Regions from separate parts of the Mus musculus genome. Here region 1 is linked to region 2. The links are chromatin loops, found by intact Hi-C in ENCODE. Cell type or tissue: heart. All regions are shown on one strand. Each heading gives the region's core, and the rest is flanking DNA. Links, peaks and the distances in the headings are about the cores only. Region 1 has its middle 23 kb from the start of Gm34655. Region 2 overlaps Trak1 (trafficking protein, kinesin binding 1).

Evidence for each region. Hi-C counts contacts between places; a loop is a spot of excess contacts. Peaks named below come from ENCODE experiments on the same cell type or tissue, not always from the same donor. Only the 100,000 strongest peaks of a DNase experiment are listed, where the experiment ranks them.
Region 1: it touches region 2 in a loop (4-fold over the local background); 18 of 42 quality-filtered maps call a loop at or near these places.

What each region holds. Positions count from the first base shown.
Region 1 is chr9:121,291,993-121,308,624 of GRCm38, forward strand. It overlaps a transcript of Trak1 not described here. Among named protein-coding and RNA genes, the nearest start is that of Gm34655, 23 kb to the left of the region's middle. In heart, for the core only: CTCF peaks have their summits at 8,451, 9,127 and 10,747 (motif pointing right); DNase peaks (open chromatin) are centred at 5,649, 6,859, 9,139, 9,329 and 5 weaker places; H3K4me3 peaks cover 2,958 bases; H3K27ac peaks cover 2,843 bases.
Region 2 is chr9:121,367,827-121,375,826 of GRCm38, forward strand. All of the region lies in intron 1 of Trak1 (trafficking protein, kinesin binding 1), which reads left to right. Among named protein-coding and RNA genes, the nearest start is that of Trak1, 4.9 kb to the left of the region's middle. In heart, for the core only: CTCF peaks have their summits at 1,289, 1,488 and 6,947 (motif pointing left); DNase peaks (open chromatin) are centred at 135, 3,895, 4,575, 6,905 and 3 weaker places; H3K4me3 peaks cover 1,559 bases; H3K27ac peaks cover 4,079 bases.

The sequences.
Region 1 (16,632 bases), core at 5,255-13,254, 71 kb before region 2:
CCTGGGCCAAGCATATTCAAACCAGCACAGCCATCTTGCCCTAACTCTGTGATCGTCCTGAGGCTTGTAAGCATCATTGATTTCCTGAGTCCTCTGAGCTTCCTTCTTTGCTCCACAAGAGGAATTTCCAAGCAGGAGCGCACAGCTATGCACTAGCCTGATCTAATATGTGCTACAAGCAGGCACACACACACCAAACAGAACATTGTGGGATGGGAGCCCACAGTACTGTCTAGGCTGGTCTCCGGCTCCTGGCATCAAGTAAGCCTATGCTTTGGTCTTTCTGGCCCTGAAACCTCGGCCCTGAGAGTTCCAAGCCCAGCTGCACCTATTTCTTTTCATCTCTTCAGCTGTCAGTTCAAACTGCTCTCCCATGGGCTGCAAATCAGCAAACAGAACTCCCATTGGCTGTGAGTCAGGTGCCGTTTTGGGTGCTGGGAATTAAATGAACACACAAACAGGAATCCCAGTGTCTTACCTCTACACCACACTTCATCTTGTTCTCTTACTTCTCCTGGCATCTCTTTGATCCTAGGAGATGGGAACTGGGAGATGAAAGACTCCATGTTTCACCTGGTCCAGTTCATCAGCCTGTTTGATAGAACAGAGCCCCAGGTGCTTGGAGGGGTTCTGTATGCTGGGGTGGCTTCCCCCTCCTTGTCTCATTCTTTCTATTCCTAACTCTTCCTTCCCTCCTATGGGGTCACTTTCTTAAAGAAACAACTTATCGTTAACTGTTCTTCAGTCCTGATTCTGGGGCTCAGGCTAACACAGGGGCAGCCTTATTAAGTCATTTTCTGCATTTTTACCTGGGGTCCCAGGTTGTACTGCAGGTTTTTAACTAATATAGAGCAGGTACTTTTTTTTTTTTTTTTTTTTTTTGCATTTTATCTGAGTTACTACCTCAGATCCTGGAAAGTATCAAATGTGCTGATTTCTTTCGAAACAGGATCTTACTATATAGCCCTGGCTAGCCCAGAACTACAAAAAGCCAAGTGGTCTCTAACTCAGAAAGATCCTCTGGCCTCTGCCTCCTGAGTGCTGGGATTAAGGTCTGCCCGGTGTTCTGCAAAGCTGAGACCTACCAGGACAATTACCATTTCCACCTGCCACCTGCTTCCTCCATGCTGGGGAAGGGACACCAGCTCCTTCTCATCAGGGACAGGATCCTTGTGTGTACTTTGGCGCTGGGAACCAGATGTCAGGGCCCTGCCCGTAGAACAAGGTTGCAGACAATGGCCAGGACTGAGTGACCAACCTCAAGGCTGCAGACAATGGCCAGGACTGAGTGACCAACCTCAAGGCTGCAGACAGTGACCGGGACTGAGTGGCCGACCTCATGGATCTGTACCAGCTTGGCGTCTCGTGACTGTAGGAAGCAAGTCTCAGACAGCTGGTAAAAATGCAGGAACATAGGACAGCTGCAGTTATGGGCTGACCACTAATTTGATGCTTCTGTGGTTCTACGCCACTTTTCTGCCCGCAGTTTCCTGCAAATGAGAGGTGTCCAGACTTGTGACATGATGTTGTCATCTACAAAGTTTGTGCTCTAGCACAACCAACTTAAAAAAAAAATTAAACTGAAAAAAATGGTAAAGATGCCTTATTTTAAAGTAAGTTCACCACTTTGTGTTGGCCACAGTCAAGGCTACCCTCAGCTGCACAGGTCCACAATGAAGAGGCGTGTACACACCAGAAGGGGCTGAAAGAACACCTCTCCCCAACTGGCTGTATGTTTTTAAGTCTAGGGTTTATTTTATTTTCATATATTTTGGTCATATTCTCCCCCCTTGGACTCCTCCAAGATCCTTCTCCCCACCCACCCAATTTCATATTCTTTTTCTCTCTCAAACCAAACCACACACATGTCCACACACACTCACACTGACAGTGTGTGCGGCACGCTCGTGTGCACACACGCGGAGCCAGTTTTGTGCTGGCTAACTGCTTCTGATCAAGCATCCTGCCCTGGAGTGTGGTTGATATACGCAGCGACACTCCAGATGAGAAAACCGAGGTTCCCTTTGCCAGCGGGTACGGACTACTTGCTTCTTGATCGGGATGGGAGCCTGTGTTTGCTTCCCTCTCTGGGCGTCGGGACTGTTTCAGGCTTGAGCCTGTGCAGGTCTTGTGCTTCCTGCCACGGTCTCCGTGAGCTCATATGTACACCAGTCCCATCATGTCTGGAAGACACCGTTTCCTCAGAGCCACCCATCATGCTGGCTCTTAACAATCTCTCTCCCCTTCTCTGTCACACAAACCCTTGAGCCTCCAGGAGAGGATATGACACAGAAATCCCACGCAGGACCGAGTGCTCTGAAGTCTCTTGCTCTCTGCACACTGTCCAGCTATGGTCTCCGTGTTAGTTTCCATCCACTGCAAGAAGGACCTTCTCTGATGAGGGTCGAGCAGGGTGCTACCCTGGATCCCAGTCAGGCGTGGTGGCTGTGGGATTCCTGACAGAGAGAGTCATCCTACAGTGAAGGGGAGTCAGGAATGGCTGAAATGGCAGTGGGAAAAAACTAGGGGGGCCCTGGTTCCACACCTCAAACTGCGATCACGTCCCAAGGGAAAGGAGATGGATTAGGCCAGATGACGGTTCTTAACTTCCAGAACCAGAAGGCGTTGGATCTACTGGTTTTACCTCAGACAATCTGCCCCTGCCCCTTTAAGACTTCAGGTTGTATGCAGGACCATTCCTACTGAATACTGGGTACTGAAGCTGGTCCCTCTCAGATTGCTTGTTCTAGATCCTGCCAGCCTGCCATAGTCTATCAAACCTGGCATATATCTGATGATTTAATCTGTGTGACTGAAATCCCATTGATATAATTGCACATTTACATTCTATCATAAAAAATATAATGTTTTGTTACCTGCTGCTGTGGTATGCATCTGTAACTCCAGCACTTGGGAAGCAGGGGCAGAGTGACCACTTCAAGGCCAGCTTGGGCTGTATGAGATGGTCTCTAAAATCCAAAACCACCCAACCACCTCAAACCCAAAACTGGGCTGAGAGATGACTCTCAGTGGTCAAGTGTAGACTATGTAAACCTATAACCTGAGCCCAGATCCCAGTACTCCCTAAAAGGTCAGGCATGATGGCATGTGACTGTCATAACAGTGCTGGGGGCAGGGAAGGGCAGAGATGGGCTCATTCTGAAGGCTAGCTAGCTAGGCAGTCTAGCTTCATCAGTGAGTGACCCCACCCTCCAAGGCTCAGGGGACATCCCAGAAGAGGGGCAGACAGGATGTAAGAGCTGGAGGATGGAGAGGGGGCTGGCTGTGAAACATTGTCTTCTGCACGTGGCACGACTGTCACTCACAGGGACTTGCACCGGCTCTGGTCACCAGCACAAGACGAAGATGGACAGAAGTGGGCAGAGATGGGACAGATTAAATCCAGGCCCCACCCCTTATGTAGGAGCCTCCGGCAGTTGATAGTTGCTGGGGAGTGCAAATGGTACCATGCTCCAGTGGATGCTTCACACCCAGGACATAGAGCAGCCCCGATGCATTAACTGGGTTGCTGGGGGAAAAGACATGAGGTCCTGAGGGGAATGTGCTGGGTGGCCATGTCGGGTAGGAAGTGTGAAATGGGCACAACCATAGTACATTGTTTACATGTATAAAATTCTCAAGGCAGAAAGAGTAAGGTGGAGAGCAATAGAAGACACCTAATGTCAACTCCTAGCCTCCCAGTGGGGCCATGAGTACACGCCCAGACATGTACACATACATACAATGGGCATTCTCCAAACACACATGCACACACGTGCATACACACACTCACAAGCACATAGGTGTACACACACACATGTGCGCACAGACACACACAGAGACACACAGACACAGACACACAGACAGACACACACAGACAGACACACACACACAGACACACAGAGACACAGACACACACAGAGACACACACACACACACAGACACAGACACACACAGAGACCCAGACACACACAGAGACACAGACACACACACAGACACACACTCACACTGTCCACCTGGCCTCAGCTCTTATTTGATGTTTTGGAGAACTCTTCTATTTAGAAAGAACTTCAAACCCATAAAAGATACTCTAGAGGCTGGAGAGATGGCTCAGCGGTTAGGAGCACTGACTGCTCTTCCAGAGGTCCTGAGTTCAATTCCCAGCAACCACATGGTGGCTCACAACCATCTGTAATGGGATCCTATGTCCTCTTCTGGTGTGTCTGAAGACAGCAACAGTGTACTCACATAAAAAAAGAAAAGAAGAAAAGGAAAGGAGAGAAGAGAAGAGAAGAGAAGAGAAGAGAAGAGAAGAGAAGAGAAGAGAAGACAAGAAAAGACAAGACAAGACAAGAGAAAGATACTCTAGAACCCAGCACTGAGACTCGTTGATAATGTTTGGCCCATCCAGTTTCTCCCTTGCTCCCATCAGGATGCCTCTTCCTTCCCAAATCATCTGAAGCTTTTGCCCCTTAAGTCCTAATGATGACAGTCTTGACTGCACATAATAAATTCAACCCAGTATTTTAGGCCGTACAGTGCAGATTTCAGTCTGGTCAGCTGGAATGTTCTGCACACCACCCAGTGCAGCAAAGGCACACCATTTAGCCGCAGTCAGTCAGCCCTCCCATTCCCGACAGGTTTCATATCTTTAAGTTTCATGTGTGTGTTTTTTATGGCATGGGGATTTTGGGACACAGCTCATCCCTCTTTAATAAATGTAGCTCATAATGGGTTTACTGAAACTTAAGTCTCCTAGGAGTACCGGGTAGAGTAGGGTTCTAAGGACGATGCCCACCTCTCACCAGAGGTCAACGTGTCCCCCCTACTGTGCTTTGAATGGGCATTCTCACTCCCCCTGTCCAGGTGTCGCTGAGAGAAAGTCTGTGGAGAAATGGGCTAGCTCAAGCAAATATCTAGTGACCAATGCCCCCCTCCCCCAACTCTCAGTGAGCATTCAAGGAAGATTTTGCCTGGACAATTTTCCTGTTCAGTTCCTATCTAGTCCTGAAATGTGGAGGGTCTGGAGGGGTTTATTTTCTCCTCATCTTCGGTTCAGGTTGGGTCTCTCCAAGTGCGTCCAGTGTCCCCTGTGACCCGTAGGCAGACCGCGTATGCTGGGCCATGTTAACCAGTCTGCATGTTATTTGCTTCCGGGAGGGTTTCTTTGTCCTTTCTGCCACCTCCACCAGCTCCTCATTTGATGGCATTGCCCTCATGGCTGGTCCATGGCCCCCTCCTGCGTCGTTAACTCTGTGCTTGACTCCGGGGTTGATACCCCAAGACCACAGCGCTGGCAGTGGGGTCCCCAAGCCGCCCCAGCGAGCGGTCCCGGCGCACGCTCCGGGGTGCCAAGTGGGTCAGAGCTTTGGGGGTCTCGGAGCCTCTCGCTGCGGGGACCGAGGACGGTAGCGCTCGAGGACTGTCGCGCAGGTGGCGGCCGGGCGAGGAGGGCGGGGCGGGGCGGGGACGGACGGGGAGGGCCCGGCGCGCGTCGGGCGGTGACGGCAGCGCGAGGGGAGGCGCGAGGCTGGGCCGCGCGGAGCCATGGCGAGAGGCCGCGCTGCGGCGCCCGCGACACGATCCCCGGCCCCGTCCCTGTCCCCGGCCGCGCCCCCACTCGCCACCCCGGGGCCCACTCGGCCCCCGCCCCCGCGCGCCCCCGGCCCGTGACACGCGCGTGAAGAGCCCCGGAGCATCCCGGATCGCCGGGCACCCGCCTACGCTGAGCCTCGCAGTCCCGGGAACGTGAGCCACTGGCGGCCGGGGCCGGGCCGACAACGAATCGGAGCAGCGACACCGGCCCCGGGACCGCGCCCGCCGCCCCCGCGCCTCCTGCGGGTAAGTCGCTCGAGCTCCGGGCCTGCGGCTGGGGAGGGCCCCCGGCTCAGCTGCTCCCCGGTGGCACCTGCAGGATCCGGGACACCCGGAAAGGTGCCCTAAGGGCACCGTGTCCCGCCGCGCCGCATGTACTCCAGTTCTGGGCCCCGGCAGCCTCGGTGACAGTCTGGCGACCTTCAGAGAGCCCGGGGCCGGAGCGCGCGCAGCACCCACATTCCCACTCGCCGCCCGAACTTCATGTAAATGACGTCGTGCGCCTAGGGACCCCCCCTTTCTATCCTTGAGAGTGAAGGAGTTCACTTTGGGTCACTTCTTTTACTTCTGTTGTACAATTCTGTGTCGTCTCCAAGGTCAGCCTCTTGAGGGTAAAAAGCAAATGTCAGGACAAACAAAATTTTCGGTTTTGTTAAGGGAAGATTTTTTTAAGTTCCCTGGCGCTCCCCCAGCAAAGCCTCAGCCTTAGAAGCAGTTGCCTGTGCTTGCTCAGACAGACTTTTTACTGCCCACTTTGAGCAGAAGAATGGATGCTGAGGCCTCTGGGGGTTTTTTCTTGTTGTTTCCCGATTTGCTTCGCAAACTTTGAAACTCTGTGTAAGGTTGACCGTACTGTCTGTAGAGGGTAGCCAGGATACATGTTCTTTTCCTGCATGGTTTTCTAGTCTTGGGAAGGTGGAAGGAAGCCATAAGGAAACAGACTAGGCACAGGGTCCTTTCCAATTTCTAACTACCAGAACGGTCAAGAGGGAGGAGGGCAGCTTGAGCTCTGAGCAGCCTCCAGCGCCCCTGTGTATGTGTGTATGTGTTTGTGTGTGAGCCCGCGCGCGCATGGGTGCAGTGGGGCGGTCTCCCTGTTGGGGTGGAGATGACAGGTGGAGGTGGACCTGGGCGACAGACAGCTGCCTTCCCCTTTGGTCTCTCACTAAAGGCTGCAGCCTCTGTGACCTCTGACTCCAGCTTGCTCACAGAGAAGCCCAGGCCAAGTGGAGAAACAGCTGCAGATCAGAGCTGGGCCCAGGGGGATGCTAAACTGACTTTCAACGCTCAGGTGGAGGCATAGCAGGTTTGCCAAGGGTTTGCCAAGGGCTGGGTTGCCGTTGGCCGCTTGGCAAGGCACCAGGTCCATTTCCTGTTTGATGCCCCTGGGACGGTTGGGGTCTGATTTCCTGCGCAGAGCTGAGCTCCACCCTCCTGAGGTAAGGACGCTGGTCTTGGAGTGGAAAAGATGAGATTCACAGCCTCTGCAGACTGTGTGACCTTGCCCCTACCTTAGCCAGTCTTACCTGCCTGTCCCATGTATCCTGGTCCCTCAAACTCAACTGGACCAATGGAAGGAATACAGAGTTAGTGGTTTTGTTTGTTAGTTTGTTTGCTATGAAAGTTTATAGGTCAATGGAGGGCTCTCAGGTCTGACTGAGCTTGTAGTGTTGTAACTTTTGAAAAGTCCTGGTGGGAATAATTAAGACATATTATGGTAATGATAACTTTTATAGGTTTATAGTCTGTGTCAAGTCAGGTTTTGACAGTGACATGGCTCATGATTCACAGTGAAAGGGGTTTCAAACTTTCAGTTTCCAAATGGCTGCCTCTGTTTGTCGGTGAGCCGTTGAATGAAGACTTCTTTCTCACCAGTCTGAGGCTGCCTCTGGTCTTGCACACCCGGCATCCTCTTCGTTGCTGGATGGTTCTGGCACAAGCCACCTGCGCTCCCCGACCTTGACCTCCAGCTCCCAGGTGCAGAGCAGGCCTCCTGCTCCTCTAGGCTTGGGCACTTTATAAAGGCCTAATTGTTGAGTTACTCCAGGCATCTGATAAGACAGTGGGTGAGCGGGCAGGTTCCGTAAGGGAGGCTTGGATGGTGAGGCACTCTTTTAAACTCACTATAGGTTGTAGACACACAATCAGACCTTTTTCGTTTTCTCTTATTACCGTGTGTATGACAATGTCTAGAGGTCAGAGGTCAACTCCACAGAGTGGTGAGTCTTCCCTCTCACCTTCTTGAGGGCTCCCCAGATGGAGCCCTCCACACACAGGCCTTTGAAGCACTTTTGGTCTCTGCCCTACAAGCTTGACAAACTCGAGGACATTGCAGTGGCCGGCGTCTCCAGGCTGAGCCTATGCCCCATGTGTTTGAAAACGGAGGGACAAAGGATGCTCTTTTTCAGAGATATTAGAAGACCCGTCTCCACGGGAAGGGCCGCAGGGATCGTCAACTTCACTTTGCCGTCTGGGGTTAAGTCTGCCGGGTGGGATGAATGAGTGTCCTGGCTCCGCCTCTGTCTTCTTTCTTTCTGAACAATGATCCTCGATCCAGCTTGCCCTCTTGGGGGGTGGGTATCCAAGTGGGGGTCGCTTTCAGTCTTGAAAAGGTCCGTCTAAGCATGTGGTGTACGTGAGCGCCAGCACGTTTATCTGAAGGTCTAGGCCGGACTTTGCTTTCTCTGAATGGCTGTGTGGCACCGCTGATGGGGAAGCTTGCTTACTTAGAGCGCTGCGGCTAGTGCACCAGAGACCAGGTGAGATGGTGTGTGGGCATCTCAGAATCCTTGTCCAGGCTTTGGGCCAGCCGGAAAGCTCCCAGGCCACCTGTTCCAAAGGCCTCATCGTTCTAAGAACTTTACAAGGTGCAGCTTTCTGACTGCTGGGGGCAGTGGCTTCTCAGGTGGCTGCTGGCTATAAACAGTGTCACACTGCAAAGTGGCTTATCTTGATGCTTCTAATTCATTCCTGTGGCCTTCAAGGCTCAAGAAGTTGGCAGAGGGTCTGGGAGCTTAGCCGTGGCCTCTGATGCTTTTCTGAGTTAATGATTACTGTGATGAAGACCAGAAAATAGAATTCAGGGTTTTTTTTTTTTTTTTTTTTTTTTTTTTTTTTTTTTTTGGTGGGTCTGAGGGGTAGGGAGGGTCTTGTGCAGTCCAGGCTGACAGCAGACTTGCTATGGAGCCAAGGTTAATCTTGAACTCCTAATCCCTCTGCCTCCACCTCCCAAGGGCTGGGATACAGGCATATGCCAGCACACTGTGTGGATTTGTCCTGCTTGCTATTTGAGAATGTCATTATGTTGCTCTAAGCTAGTTGTCACTCCTGGACTCAAGGTGCTCCAGCCTCAGCCTCCCCGCTGCAGGGACCACAGGCCAGAGCCACTGCACCCAGCCAGGACTCTTCTTGCTTTGAAGTAAAGGTACTTTAACATCTGAATTGAGAAGGGCTTACAGAAAATGCATCCTGCCTTCCCCAACACCTGAAAGCTGTGCCCTGGAGGCTCAGGCATTTGCACACTGGTTCCCAGGTGGTGGTGCTGTTTGGGGAAGTTTACTCAGTGAGGCCTTGCAGGAGGAAATGTGTCACTAGGGGTGGGCTCTGTGTCCCACTTCATCCGGTTCCTTCCCTGTTTTGTGCTTACGGTTGAAAACGTGGCCTCTCGGGGTCCCCATCTCCCACCATGCTTGCCCTTCCCCACTCACCTCCCCGTCAGGGATGGGATTCTTAGCCTCCTGTGTGTCAGTCTTCCTTCCTACGTTGACCCTGGAGAGTGATGCATGCACACTCCCAGCCTGAGAGGCCCAGAGGCGGCTCATTTCCAGGCCGTCCTCGGGCTCTAGATGTCTGGCGCATCAGGACATTCAAGAGCAGAAGAGAGTTCACCAGAGAGAGTGTTGTGCCAAGCCGGAAGTGGACACTGTGAATAACTAGGGATGTCAGAGTAGCCACCACAATATAAATGACCTGGATTGCCGAGTTAGACCGTGCTGCGTGTGTCCGGGAGACTGTAAACCAACCTTTCCCCCTGCTCAGTCTTGGCTTCTCTCTGTCTCTCTGCTTCCTCTCATCTTCTCTCTCCTTCTCCTTCTCGTCTTTCTTAAGAATCAGGGATGAGTAGATGGCTGAGATCAGTAAAGTGCGACTCGTGCTTCATCCACGCGTGGTGGCCTCAGATGATCATTCTGGGTCATCTGGGTCATTTTGGGTCACCTGGGTCATTCTGGCACTGAGGCAGGATAGATAAATGGATCCCTGGGGCTCTCTGGCCAATCAGTTCAGCTCAGTTGTTGAGCTCCACACTAGTGAGAGACCCTTGTGTCAAGACGCGAGGCAGACAGTTTCTAAGGAATGACCCTTGAGGTCGTCATCTGGCCTCCATATGCACACGCATGTACCCACGTGAACACACATATGCACATCATCCATACACTAACATTAAAAAAAAAAAAGAGAGAGAGAGTCAGTTGGAGATAGCCCCGAATGTGAGAACTGTACGACTTGACCGTATCTTCTGAACTTTGTGCCCTCACCTTACCCACTCTTCCCGGTACCTCAGTGTCACTGTTCTCAGCCTTGATTCCTGGACTTTAGTTCTAGATAACCCGATCATGTTGATTGAAATATGCCTCCATCCTCTGGCAGGTTTACGGGGACGAGCTGACGGGAATCCCACACTCACTGTGTTGCTTCAAAGCGATTTATATCTGTAATATCACTATTAGTCAGACTTTGGATTTGAAGAGCCTGTCTACACAGGAGGAGCCACTGTGTTATAGACTCTGACTTTCCCGGTTGGTTGGTGGAATAAGGGAGCCCTTTTAGGCAGCTCTTTCTTTTTTCTTTTTTCTTTTTTTTGGTTTTTCGAGACATGGTTTCTCTGTATAGCCCTGGCTGTCCTGGAACTCACTCTGTAGACCAGGCTGGCCTTGAACTCAGAAATCCGCCTGCCTCTGCCTCCCGAGTGCTGGGATTAAAGGCGTGAGCCACCACGCCCGGCTAGGCAGCTCTTTCTAAGCAAGAATATGTGTGGTGGGACCCGACAATTTGCTCCATCGAACATTCTGGGAGAGGTCAGGGTCTTATTTAGTTTTAAAAGCTATGTGTGTATGTTTATCTCTGTGAACTTGCTCATGAATGCAGTACCTGAGGTGGTCAGAAGAGGGCGTTAGAGTCCCCCCAGAGCTGAAGTGTCTTGGCCATTTGATGTGGATGCTGGGGTCTGAGAGACCTAGTCTCCTCCTCCTCCTCCTCCTCCTCCTCCTCCTCCTCCTCCTCCTCCTCCTCCTCCTCTTTTTTTTTTCAGTTTTTCGAGACAGGGTTTCTCTGTGTAGCCCTGACTATCTTGGAACTCACTCTGTAGACCAGGCTGGCCTCAAACTCAGAAATCCGCCTGCCTCTGCCTCCCAAGTGCTGGGATTAAAGGCATGTGCAACCATTGCCTGGCTAGACCTAGTCTTCTGTAAGAGCAACATTTGTTCTTAACTGCTGAGCCATCTCTCCAGCACCGGCTTTTAGAAAACAGTACAGCCCGTTGGCCTCATACAGGCTCACCTCTATCCTGAAGAAATTATTTCCGGTTTGGGATGTGGCCAAAGAGAAGAAGTCTCTCTAATGCTAGATGTAGTTTGGCCTCACTTGGCTGAGGTGTTTATGTGGGGGTGTGGGAGCTGTCCCAGACTTGCTTGTCTGAAGATCTCAGGAGACTTCTCTGGGAGTAGGGACAGAGTCTTCTAAGCTGCAGGAGTGTCAGCCGTCTTCCCAGGGATAAGTCCAAGCTGAGAGACCTCATCTGTGCCAAGAAGCTAAGAGCTCTGCTTCACGGTGGCAGGAGGCGGTTGTGTCCTGAGGAGGAGCAGCTTAAGAGGGTAGTACTTAATGGGGGGAACTTAGCCTCCACTGTTTTCTGTGTAAATTTCGGTCCCTGTTGTAGTGGCACAGGCAGACCTCAGGAACATAGAGGGTTCATTTCTCAGAATGGGGCCAGGGCGGGGGGCATCTTGGTCATAGTTGTCCTCGATTGCCGCTGTTACCACTGCCATCACCACCATCACCACCACCACCACCATCACCTTCATCCTGTCAACCTGGAGACTTCTTAGATCTGCAGAATATTAGCCCTGCTAAATCCGAGCCTGCATTTTCAGCACGTCTCCAGGCAGTGTGCACAGAGCCATCGCCATCATCGCCATGTGCTTACGCAGACAGGTTCTTTTCTGAGCTGACCAGACCTTGTGGACATTGGGCGGAGTAAGTCCCTTCCCTGCTGGATAGAGCTGGGGCTCAGTGTTCCTTGCATTCGCCCCTGCCAGGCAGTGAAAGGAAAGGGCTTAGTGTTTTTTAGGAAAGATCGTCGAGTCCACTCCTCCCCCAACCCCATTTTCCTTTAATCCTGGGCAATGAACTGTAAAGTGGGAGGGGCTGAAGAGAGGAAGGACTGACTTGCTATTCTCTATCAGCAGCCAAGAGAACAGCCCCAAGTGTAGTCAGCCGGGAACACTCCCCGCCTGCCTCTACAGGGAGCTAAGACATCAGCAAGATAGGTATTGTTTATGTATACATAGGTATGCAGGCATATACGTATACATACACATATATGCGTATACCCACTCACGTATATGCACATATACACAGACATGAATATGCTTATGTATATATGACTGTACACATATACATATGCATATGTTCGCACAGACACATATATGCAAAGATGGATGACTGCTGGTTTATGATCGGTCTCATGTAGCCCAGGCTGGCCTCAGACTTGTCATGTGGCTAAAGATGACTGCACTTCTGACCCTCCTGAGTGCTGAGATTATAGGAGTCCACCACCACGTCAGGTTTTAGTGCTTGGGGACCAAATCAGGCCTCCGTGTGTGCTGGAGAAGCACTCCATCAAGTGAGCCCAGCTCCAGCCCAGTCTTGCTGAGTTAGAATTCACCCACCAATCTGCCCAGTTCTTAGTTGGATCTTTTACACACTCACCCATCTACTCTTGTTTTGTTGTTCAGTGGGTCTAAAGTTTTGGGTCATTCACACCAAGCAGAAGTGTCACAAGGCACAGTGGCCGAGTGGCAGCTGGCGTGTAAGATCCAAGGCCCGTGTGTGCCACCTGCTCTTGCCTGCCTTTCACGAAGCCACGGACCCCTCGGGCCTCTGGCTCCCCAACGGTCTTGTATACAGAGGAGAGCAGGCAGCCAATCCTTGGCAAATTATTCATGTCCTTCCCCATAGCTACACAAGTCCCTTAACGTGAGGTAACAGAAAACCTAGATTTTTCTAAGAACGATCATTTTTTATTTCACTTAAAAATATCCGTGAAATATATATTACATAAATATATCATTTTAACTGCTTTCAGTGTGTAGCATTAAATATGTCTGCGTTGTGTAGAGACCTTCACCTACATTTCCAGGACCTTCTTTATTGTCCCCAACTGAAACACTCACTACCCATTAAACATATCTCTCCATCCCAGCTCTTGATGACCCCCCACCCCAAATTCCTGTCTCTAAACTTGGCCACACCAGAAATGCCAAACAAGCCATCTTGTCCTCGGTGACTGGCTCATTTTGCTGGTTTGTTTGTTTGTGTGTTTTTGTTGCTGTTATTGTTGAAGCATGTGTCAAATTTCTTTTGTAAGGCTGAATAATATTTTTGGTTTTGTTTTTTAATTTTTTTGTTTTTTGTTTTTTGAGACAGGGTTTCTCTGTATAGCCCTGGCTGTCCTGGAACTCACTCTGTAGACCAGGCTGGCCTCGAACTCAGAAATCTGCCTGCCTTTGCCTCCTGAGTGCTGGGATTAAAGGCACGTGCCACCATCCCCGGCCTGAATAATATTTTGTCCATTACTGAACACCAGGGTTTCCATCATTGGCCACTGTGGCTCACATTGCTGCGACCTTTGCCATACAAATAATACACTGGGTCCCTACATTCATTTCTTTTGGGTGTGTACCCAGAATTACAGTTGGTGGATCTAGGAGAGAAAGAAGTCTTAACCAGATTGAAATGACGTGTGCTGTTTCATTTTGTAGTGCTGGGAATGGAAGCCACAGCTTTGCACAGGCCAACTTCTGCTTTACCGGTGAGCCACATTCTGTATACTGGGTGTGGGGGTGTCTCATGGTAAATAGGGCTAGCTTGTTAGCTTGTGACTCTGAGTTGAGAACTTTGGAGATGGCCATGATATCAAGGGTCATTCATTTTCAATGGGTCCACTTAGCCACCTTTCGCTACTGCTAAAACTGGGGAAGAAAATTGAGGCCGTGCTTCAACTACAGGGATGGGCAGTTGCGTGCCATCCTGTATGGATGGAATTGGTGAACTTTGTGCCAGAGGATTAAAAACGCAGGCAAACAAACAGAAACGCAAGCCCATGACCTGTGATTCAGGGGACCCCATAGTGGTTTTAGAGCAAAGTGTGAAAGAGAACAGGAAGGGATCGTTATGTGTGACTCATGGGGTTGTATCTGTGAGCCTGGGGTGGGGACAGATGTCCTGAGATGGCTCAGGGCATGTTGTGTCTTAAATGAGATGCCAAATACTGTAGATATCAGATAATTCTGCTTTATGGACACGAATGTTTTCATCTATTAGTTAAAAGAAAGGTCTTTACCTTCTTGTTAACCATTTTTCATTCATTCATTCATTCATTCATTCAGCTGAGAACTTGTGTCTTTGAACTCACAGAGATCCACTAGCCTCTGCCTCCTAAGGGCTAGCATAACAGGTGTACCATGATGACTGACGTAAAAGCCTTTGGATCTAATGGTCTGGGGGAAATGTCGTGCGCACTGAACCTTCCTTTCCCCTTTGGAGACCGGTGCTTAGAAACGTTGAACCTAGCATAAAACCCTCTCTTCTTTTTCTTTGAGGATCAAACTCAGGCAGGGCTTCATTCACACTGTGCTAGTATTTGACCATTTCATCACCCCACCCCCATCCCCACCCCCACTCCCACCTCCCAGACCTTACCCCACCCCACCTCTGCAGCCTCACCCCTCCCCACCTCTGCCTCTGGTGTTGGTATAACAGTTTCCTCAGACATTAAAGCATTCCCTCCTGCAAGAAGGTAGACTACTCAAAATAGCTTTAGGAAGTCCCTGAAACAGACCAAGTTCACTAGGTCCCTCCCTCTACGAGTAAACATTAAAAGTTGAGCTTTCCACTCAGGTTGGATAAAGTTGAGCTGCAGAGGCAACTCAGAGGCCAGACCTGAAAGAAGCAGAAACTGTCTGAGATGAGGTTTAGACCAACCCAGGCACCTGGAAAAGTTCCTTTCCAACCTGCTGGCTGAGCTGTCTGCAGGCTGTGCAGCATGCTCCAGGTTCTCAGCCTGTGAGCCGTCACCCATGCTGGGGCAGGATTGTAGATGCCATTGTCTGAATCATTTCTGCTTCCGTAAGTAACCCTTCACCCACATTCCTGAAAGTAATCTCTCACCCATATTCCTGTAAGTAACCCCAATAAACTCGTGGCATTCACACTTTGGTCTGCCATGGGCTCCCTCCCTATTTGGGGTGAGTAGCTGTGTGTGTTGCATCCCCCCAAGGAAAGTCTTGTCACACAACACCAGGTATTCTTTGCACCTGAATGGTGTGGTGACCTCTGAGGGTGGTTAGGGAATGCAGGAGTTGGTACCTATGGTACCTACACACTGTGGGCCACCTGCCCTGGCCAGTTTGCTGTCTTCCCAGGACAGCAACAGCAGGGAGAGGCCTCAGCACCATCAAGCATTGGTGTAGGCTGTGTTTTTTTGTGTCCTTGACAGCTTCCCTGTTTAGGCTTTGAGGAGAAAGAGTTAACTTTGCCATAGTCCCATGACATTAGGAAAATCCCTCTGGACCCATGCTTGGATGCTTGGATGCTTGGATACAGGCATTCCAGAGATCACTTGTGGGAAACCTACTGTTTGTTGTTGTGTATTTAAGGAAACAGCTTGGCTATTTGAGAAAACAAGCAGGATGTTTTTGTGATTGCAAAGCCAATGAAGGTCCCAGACACACACTGGGAAAACAGAACAAAATACAAGATGTCATCCTTTGCCATAGATGTGTCTGTACCGTATATGAGAGTTGGGAGAGTTGCTTGTATTTAAAAAAAGGTTAAGGGGGCTGGTGAGATGGCTCAGTGGGTAAGAGCACCCGACTGTTCTTCCGAAGGTCCAGAGTTCAAATCCCAGCAACCACATGGTGGCTCACAACCATCCGTAATGAGATCTGACTCCCTCTTCTGGAGTGTCTGAAGACAGCTACAGTGTACTTACATATAATAAATAAATAAATAAATCTTTAAAAAAAAAAAAAAAAGGTTAAGCCGGGCGTGGTGGCACACGCCTTTAATCCCAGCACTTGGGAGGCAGAGGCAGGTGGATTTCTGAGTTCGAGGCCAGCCTGGTCTACAGAGTGAGTTCCAGGACAGCCAGAGCTACACAGAGAAACCCTGTCTCGAAAAAACCAAAAAAAAAACCAAAAAAAAAAAAAAAAAGGTTATTAAGCTGTGCATAGTGGCTGTGCTGGTTAGTGTTGTCAGCTTGCCTAGGGCACCTGGGAAGAGGGAACCTTAACTGAGGAATTGCCTCCATCAGGTTGGCCTGTGGGAAGTCTGTGGGGCGTTTTCTTGACCAGTGACTGATGTGGGAGTGCCCAGATGGCTGTTAGCAGTGCTGCCTTTGGGCAGGTCCTGGGTGTTATAAGAAAACAGGCTGAGTATGCCATAGAGAGCAAGCTAGCAAGTACTGTCCTTTCATGGCCTCTGCTTCAGTTCCTGCCCCAGATTCCTGCCCAGCTTCCCTCAATGATGAACTGAGACCTGGGAGTGTGAGATGAATATGCCTCTCCTCCCTACGTTGCTTTTGTTCATGGTTTCTCTCATGATGGCAGAGAGCAGGAGGATTGACTCAAGTTTGAGGCTAGCCTGAGCTACATAGCAAGTAAGACCTTTAAAAAACCAAAAGTGAATACATCTATAAATCAACCGAATAAGATAAAAAGGATAGGTGGGAATGCTTTAGATACTGAATGGTAGGTACCT
Region 2 (8,000 bases), core at 1-8,000:
GGTGTGTGGGTCAGCAAGGGATTTTCACATGTGAAGAGCAGAACTACTCAGCACCCCTCCCCCTCCCCCACATTCTTGTGTCTTCTTTGCCCAAAGCTTGGCCCTGTGATTGTGGTCCCCACACCCCTGACGAGAGCTTTATGTCGGCCTGCTCTGGCTTGTTGCTTGCTGTGGGCTTCTCAGTTCCTCTGAGTGGATCGGATTCAAGTCTGACGATGGGATGACCCATCTAGTTTCCTGTCTGTAGTCCAAAGCCTACTGAGTTCCACAGTGGCCTCTTCCTGTCCCCTACTAACAAATTCAGGCTTGTAGACTTTTAAGTCTTATTCCTAAGCTGATGACTCCAAACCTGCAGTCTTAACTGATGAAGGTGCACGGAGCCCCTGGATGTTCAGGACCAAGTTCTTGATGCGATATCTGTTAATTTCTGGGGTTTCTCAGTAATCTGGTCCTGCACAAAGCCCAGAGGTGAACATGGGTGTAAGTGAGCCCCTGTAAACCTTGGAAAACAAGCAAGGAATTCTCAGGGCATGGAGACTCCTGGCATCTGCCCTGCCCGAGGGAGACCATGCTTGGGTTGGGAGACAGCTCAGCCCAGCAAGTGCCTGCCACACAAGCACCAGGGCACGAGTTCCAGCCCTAGACCTGCATGTTGAAGCCAGGTGTGCTGGCGCATGGTTATTTTCTCAGCCCTAGGGAGGCAGACAGGAACACCCCTGGGCTTGCTGGCCCATATAGATAAATCGGTGAGCCCCAGGCCAATGAGAGGCCCTCTCTCAAACACAAGGATGGAGAGCAAATGAGAAAAGACACAGGCTGACTTCTGGCCATCATGGGAACATATACATACATGCATGTTTACAGAAATACACATACATGAACACATTAAAGCAAAACAACCAGAACTCCACACCCCTCTGCCCCCCCCCCCCCGCCTTCACCCCAAAGTCGCCACACGAGGAATCCGTCCCTTATCACAAACACTTAATCACCAAATGGGGCATCTTAGCCTCCTCAGGCTTAAATAAAACATGAGGCCCTTCTTGAACATTTCATTCATTTAGCTTAAAGTATGGTTTAGTAATTCTAGGAATGTATTTTTAATACTTCCCTTTGACAAGTTATAATCTAAGTGATATTTACTGGACCATGAAGGAAACAGGAAGGAGTGGACAGTGGGTTAGTGGGGCACAGTGAGAAGCTGCAGCTTAGACTAAATCTAGGGAATTGCTAGGATTTTCAAAGTCCTACATTAGGATCAGTTCCTGCTGGGGCTGGTGAGATGGCTCAGTGGGTAAGAGCACCCGACTGCTCTTCCGAAGGTCCAGAGTTCAAATCCCAGCAACCACATGGTGGTTCACAACCATCTGTAACAAGATCTGGCGCCCTCTTCTGGAGTGGCTGAAGACAGCTACAGTGTACTAACATATAATAAATAAATAAATCTTTAAAAAAAAAAAAAAAAAAAAAAGGATCAGTTCCTGCCCCTTCCCTCTGGATCTCTCTGGCCTAACAGTGGAGATCCTGCAGGTAGACGATTTTATATATATATTTTGCATTTGTCAGAGGACATGTGGGAGTCAGTTCTCTTCCCCTGTGTGGGTCCCAGGGATTGAACTCAGGCCGTCAGGCTTGGCCGCAGACACCTTTGTTCTCTGAGTGCCTCTAGCCGACCCGTAAATCAGAGTCTTGACCTATAACTGTGACTGTAGTTCCCAGGTGCTTGGTGTAGTTTTTATCTTCCTCCTGGTTTGTTTGTTTGCTTGTTTGCTTTCCTCAGAAGCAGGCTCTTAATGTAGTCGGTGGTGGCTCTCATTAGCACGTCTCTTGTTACAGCCTTCACCCACCCCAAGCCACTTTGGAGGCAAGCAAGCAAGCAATAAATTATAATGGAGGAGCATTTCATTGAGAGCCAGGCCTGGCCTTCAGCCCTGGCACCTGGTTCTCCCTACTCAGCAGGGGTGCACCCGGGAGCGAAGGAGGGGAGGTGCAGGGTACACCAGGCCACAGGAGCAAGATTCAGGACAAGACTAGGTAGACACTCAGTGTTTCTGTCGGCACCCCAAAAGCCATGAGACACACACCCAGGGGACCCGTGGGCAACTGTGATGCTGTGTTCCTGATGATGGGTGTTCTAAGGCAAGGGTCACCAAGGCCTTCTCAGAAGCTCACGATCATCACGCAGTATGGCAACCTTTGGCCATGCTTTCCATTCTATAGATGGAAAAATTGAGGCTGAGGGAGGTTAAGTGAAGATATCGATTCCTGCGGAGCAGGCTTCAGTCTGGGAGGTCTGTCTATGGGTTTGCTTTTTATCCACCATCCGAGCTTTCTGCACCGAGACCCACAGGAAAAGTCATGTTGCGTAGTGACTTATGCATCCCAGGACCACCCTCGCCAGTCCCTGGCACTTCCTGGGACCTGTTCTGTCCTAGGTAAGGAGCGAGAGCCGGGATTCACCAGGCTGTTCCTCACTTCCTTGTGGCTGAAAACATTCGGTCTTTCTGCTGCATTCTTGCCTGTCTTCACAGAAATGTACACCCACTGCTTCCGCTAGAGCCAATCCCACTTTCTGAAGCTCTCCGTGAGGCGCCTCACGTAAAAAAGTGTGCAGCAGAAAAAGTGGAGTGAGTTCCTACTGCCGCAGAGTGACCCGTTAGTCCAGTGGTCCTCAACCTGTGGGTCTCCACCCCTTTGGCAACCCTCTATCTCCAAAAAATGTTTACACTACGATTCATAACAATAGCAAAGTTGTAGTTATGAAGTAGCAATGAAAATAATTTTGTGGGTGGAAGGTCATGACAACGGGAGGAACTGTGTTAAAGGAGCAGCATCAGGAAGGCTGAGAACCCCTGCTTTAGCTCTCCTCTCCGCAAGATGTCTCAGTGCACACTCTCCTTGTAATCATCTGTGTTACTTTGTAGCCTGTGTCAGTAAGTTACTTGTTGTCTCCCTAGCCACCAACTACGTCATTAATTCCCTCTCCATAGACTGCTGTGTGGGCTGCTAAGCTTTGCAGATCTGTTCTCCAGGATTGGGAAGATCTGTGCGTCCACCCAGCAATGTCTCTAATGTCTGAGAGGGATTGCCTGGAGTCGGACCTGAGTTTTGGTGGACTTTGATGGAGGTGTTGTATGAACATGTATTGTTCACATTATTATCAGTTCTGCCTGTAGCTCACACAGTGGGTTGCTTCCGTTTTTTCATGAAATACCTTTAAAGTCCCCTTCCTTTCTTTACCTCGTGTAAGACTGCTGAAGGGATTAAGCAAGGGCATACATAAGGCGCAGAATCCTTAGTAAGGCTTAGTATGCAGTCAGCGCTCACTTAGCTTCTTTATCGTTCCTGCCTCATGATTAACCAGTTCACTCTGTCGCCTGCTACAGCCTTTTGTCTAATTTGTCTGCCTGCCTCTTGTGTTTCTGTCATTTGTCTGCCTGTCCATTTGTCTGACTGGCTTGGAGAAAAACCCTGGTGGCTGCTGCTGGTCTGGAGGGAAGCCGAGGGAGGTAGAGGGAAGGAAGGGGCCTGGCTGGCAGAGCAGTTAAGACAGGTAGCCCTGCAGCCAGCCTCCATTTACAGACCCTTTCTCAGTTCCTGTCCCCCATGGTGACACCAGCCCCAGATCCCTCAACCAACTGCTTTGAATTCTCACTTGCAGATGTGTCTGGCCTTTGTCCTTCGTCAGCACACCTGTGACACTGAGAAATGTGTTAACCCCCACCCAACAGCTCGGTCCGTTTCACTTGCTGAGCTACACTGCTCTTTCCAGAGGCTGCCGCTCTTCCTATGAGCCCTGCTGGGAGCAGCTGCGCTGGCGGCGGTTCCCAGAGAGGCTGGGCGGGGCCGGGGCGGGGCTGGGCCCGGGGCCTGGGCGGGGCCGGGGCGGGGCTGGACAGAAGCTTCCTGAGCTGTTCTGGGAGCAGGATTTCCCCAGAGCGGCTCCCTCCCTTCCCTTCCCCCTCTCCCTTCTGTTCTCCTTGGCGTCCATCGGGTAAACTCTGGCAAACTCTTCTGGGTAGCCCCGCCTTTTAAAGGAGTATATGGACTGATCTTTCTTCACAGTGATTTTTAAGGGTTCTGTGAGCTCTTTATCTGATGTATGCGTGGACACCGGCTGACTGTCCTTCTGGGTTCTGGGTCCGTCCTGCATTATCTCAGCTCCTGCTGGGGCAGGCGTAGTCTGCGTTCCCAAGGGAGGGGCTGCACAGCTTTGTGATGAGCTTGGATCTAGAGCTTAAGGCTGGCTAGTCTGGACTGTTCATAGTGGTGGCTGTGGCCCTCCCATCCGCCCTAGGCCGGTGTCTACTTACCAGCCTGTTCCCCATCTCTAAAGCTGTCATGATGGTGACATCCTTGGGGTTCCCTTGGCATCTGTTAAGTGCCTGTCACTGTGCTGATGTGTAAAGTTGTGATGTGTCCTGTGATCAACGGTAGTGAAGGTTTCCTGTCTGGCCCAGCTCAGCACCCAGCCTCTGCGGCTCACTGCGCTTCACTGACTGTTGGTCAAAAAGCTCAGCAGGGATGGAGGGACAGAGCCTCCTTACCACAGGTGCCAGATGCTCTTTACATAAACGCAGCAGTGACCACCCCACCGGCCTTCTTATTTTTTTTGGCCCTGAGACTTCACAGACGGCTCAAACAGATGGGGTTGCAGGGCTGGCAGGGCTGTGAGCTATCACCCTGAGAGTGGCAGCAGCCGGCCCCCCCCCCCCCCCCCCCCGCACTGTTTACAGAGGGACCCTGGGCAGCTCCTGTTTCCAGCTCTTCTCTCTCCCTGCTCTTCCCCACCACCCCCAAGCTCCCCCTTCCCTCCCCTCCTTCCTGTCTCTGTTCCTCCTCCTCCTCCCCTCCTCCTTCCATCTACCCCATCTCCTCCTCCTCCTCCTCCTCCTCCTCTTCCTCCTCCTCCTCGGTCTCCTTTAGAAAAATGAGTGCAGGCCACAGCATCCCAGGACTCAGCCCCATTTTCAAGGAAGTCTGGGGACACTTGAGTTCATTCACTGAGAACTGCTCTCAGTTCTGTTTGTTGTTGTTGTTACTATTATTATTGTTGTTGTTATTATTGTCAATTTGACACAAACTGGAGTCATGTGGGGAGAAGAGTTGAGACTCCATCAGATTTTCCTGTGGACAACTCTGTGGGCATTTGCATGATTAATGATTGCAGAGGGAGGGCCTAGCCCATGACTGTGGTGTCGCCCCTGGACAGGTGATTCTGGATTGTGTAAGAAAGCAAACTGTGGGTTTATCTGCTCTTCTAGAGGATGTGGGTTCAACTCCAAGCACCACACATGGCAGCGAACAGTGGTCTCAAACTCCAGTTCTAGGGTATCTGACACCCACTTCTGTCCTCTGTGGGCGTAGAACCCTACACATAAACTAAAAACAGAAGAGAAAAGAAAGCAATCTGAACAAGCCGTGGCCAGCGAGCCAGGAGCAGTGCCCCCCCCGCAGCCTCTGTTTCATCTCCCGCCTCCAGGTTCCCGCTGTCAGTTCCCTTTGTGATGGCCAGTGCCGCGCCTGCACCATGCCTGCACCATGGACTGAAGCCATGCAAAGCCTCCCCTCCTGCAAGCCGCCTTTGGTCAGAGTTCTATCACAGCAGCTGGGGAAACAAATTAAAACCGGTTTTCCACAGACTTTTGGTTTTCGCCCAGTGAGAGCTCTGCGGATACCTTAGGGTGAATTCGACCCCAGGACCCATTGCAAACTGAGGCTGAGCAGGCTGTCTGACCCTTGGTCTGGATGTGGAATCCTGGGAGAAACAGAGGGGAGGCTGGAGACAAGGGCATGAAGGTCCAGATTTCAGGACTGGTCATTGTGTGGCTGGCAGAGGCCATGTGTGATTCCCACTGCAGCTGAGGAGAACCAGGAACTGGGAGGTAGGGAGTGTGTGGTGGCCACTGCCTGCACGAGTGGCTGGACTTGGTAGAACACACCACCTGTACTTGTGCATAGGTAGAGGAATTGGACGGGGATGGGTAGTCATGGGGAGTCTGGGATCTGGGTCTATGAGATGGTTTGAGTCTCTAGCAAGTAAGACCTTCTTCAGTGGGCCAGTGGACCTGAGATGCCCGAGGAATGCAGATCCTAAGGGAGCCACCCAGACCCACACCCTAACTCTCACCTCCAGGCTCAGTCCCAGCTGGACGGACCCAGGTGTTTCTATAAAAGCCCAAGACAGACTAAGCTCCCAGAGGGAGGGAGGTAGGCTTTATTTCTAAGGCTCTTTGGAGTTCTGGGGAAGGAGCTCAGGGCTTTGTGCACTTAAAGTGAGCCACCTCAGTCCAGGGTCCATTCTAAGGACAAGGACAGGCCCCATGGGTAGGACCCTTCCTGCAACCCCTCCCAGGAACATGAGCCTGAAAGGCAGCTAATGCCAGGGCTGTTCCCCCTTGTGTGCATCTGTTCTGGTTTGAATCTCACGGCTCAGCGCGACTTTAACAGCTGTTAGCTTATAAACTGAGGACACAGGCCCTCCAAGGGATGGCTGAGGAGGTTTTTATTGTGGATATGAGGGAGAGTAGAGCTGTAGGCATCTGGAAGAGTCTAGAACAGGGGAGAAAGTAGTGAACATGGCCAGCAGATTGGACTTGGGCATGGGAGTGGGTGTGGGGCTGGAGGGAGGAAGAGAGGATCAAGAAGACAGAAGGCCAAAGAGGAAGAGAAACAGGAGAACCAAGAGCGCAATGGCCTAATGACAAGCTGTGGAAGGAGGGCACGGGGCAGAGTGAGATCTGAGAGGAGCCTGACAGCAGGCAGTTTTTTTTTTTTTTGCTCTTCGGTGTTCGTGCACGTAGAAGAACAAGAGCATGCATGCCATGTAGCAGTCTTGGAAGTTTCTGGGCTCATGTCCTTCCTAGGCCTGTGATTGGCAGGAGGACCCGTGAGGCTGGGAGTGTGGTGTTGTACCACCACCTAGTGGACATATAGAGCACTACAGCAGCTGCCCTATTCCCCCACACCCTGTGTTTCCATCTCCCAGAGGGGTCTGTTATTGTAGCTGTGTAGATTGTGGGAAACCTTCTTTATTCACCTCTTCTTGGCTTTGCTCCCTGGCCATTCTGAGCACTGGAGACTATCCTGGAAATTGGCCTTGTAGTGGAGGGTGTGACCAGAGTCAAGTTAATCTCATGTTCCTTGCCTGCGTTCCCTGGGACAGACCTTATCTATTGGTGCTGCACTCTGTTTGCGGTGCTGGGGATTGAGCCCAGGGCTTCCAGCATGTTAGGCTGCACTGCCAACTGAGCTATGTCCTGTCCCTGCCCTGCCCAAGCTTTCTGACATGCTTGGAGCCATGCCACGGGTATCAGGTCTGAATGATTCTGCACAGAACGTACGTGATTTGCAAATGGTAAACTTGACCTTAAGCCCCACATTATCCCTGTGAAGCCCAAGAAGAGGCTGGGGTCAGCAAAGTGACTCACAAATGCTTGTCCTAATTTGTTCTGGGCTAGGGAAACATCAGTTCACATCTAGTCACTTAACAGCTATAAGGAAAAGATGAAGTTTGTCTGTTTTGGACAACAGCTTCACCTGATACCACTAATTTTTCTCTGAATTAAAGAACTTGAGGGCCGGGAGATGCCTGAGCAAGGATGAAGACCTGGAATCACATTTAAAAAAAAAATCCAGGGGTGTTATTCTCTGCCTGTAATCCTAGCACTTAGGACAGAGACAAGCAGACCTCCAGGGATTGCTGGCAGCCAGCTGAGCCTAACCTGTGGGAGCCAAGAAAAGGGGAGAGACTCTCTCAGAAAACAAGGGGAACAAACGAGAAAGACACCCAAGGTGGGACCTCTAGCCTCCATAGCCGTGTGCACACATGTGCACGCGTATGCACACACACAGCCCCTATAGCCATGTGCACACATGTACATGCGCATGCGTGCACACACACACACACACACACACACACACACTCACATACATGTGCACACACACACACACACACACACACACACACACACACGCTCAGAAAGAGGCTTTGCCGAAAG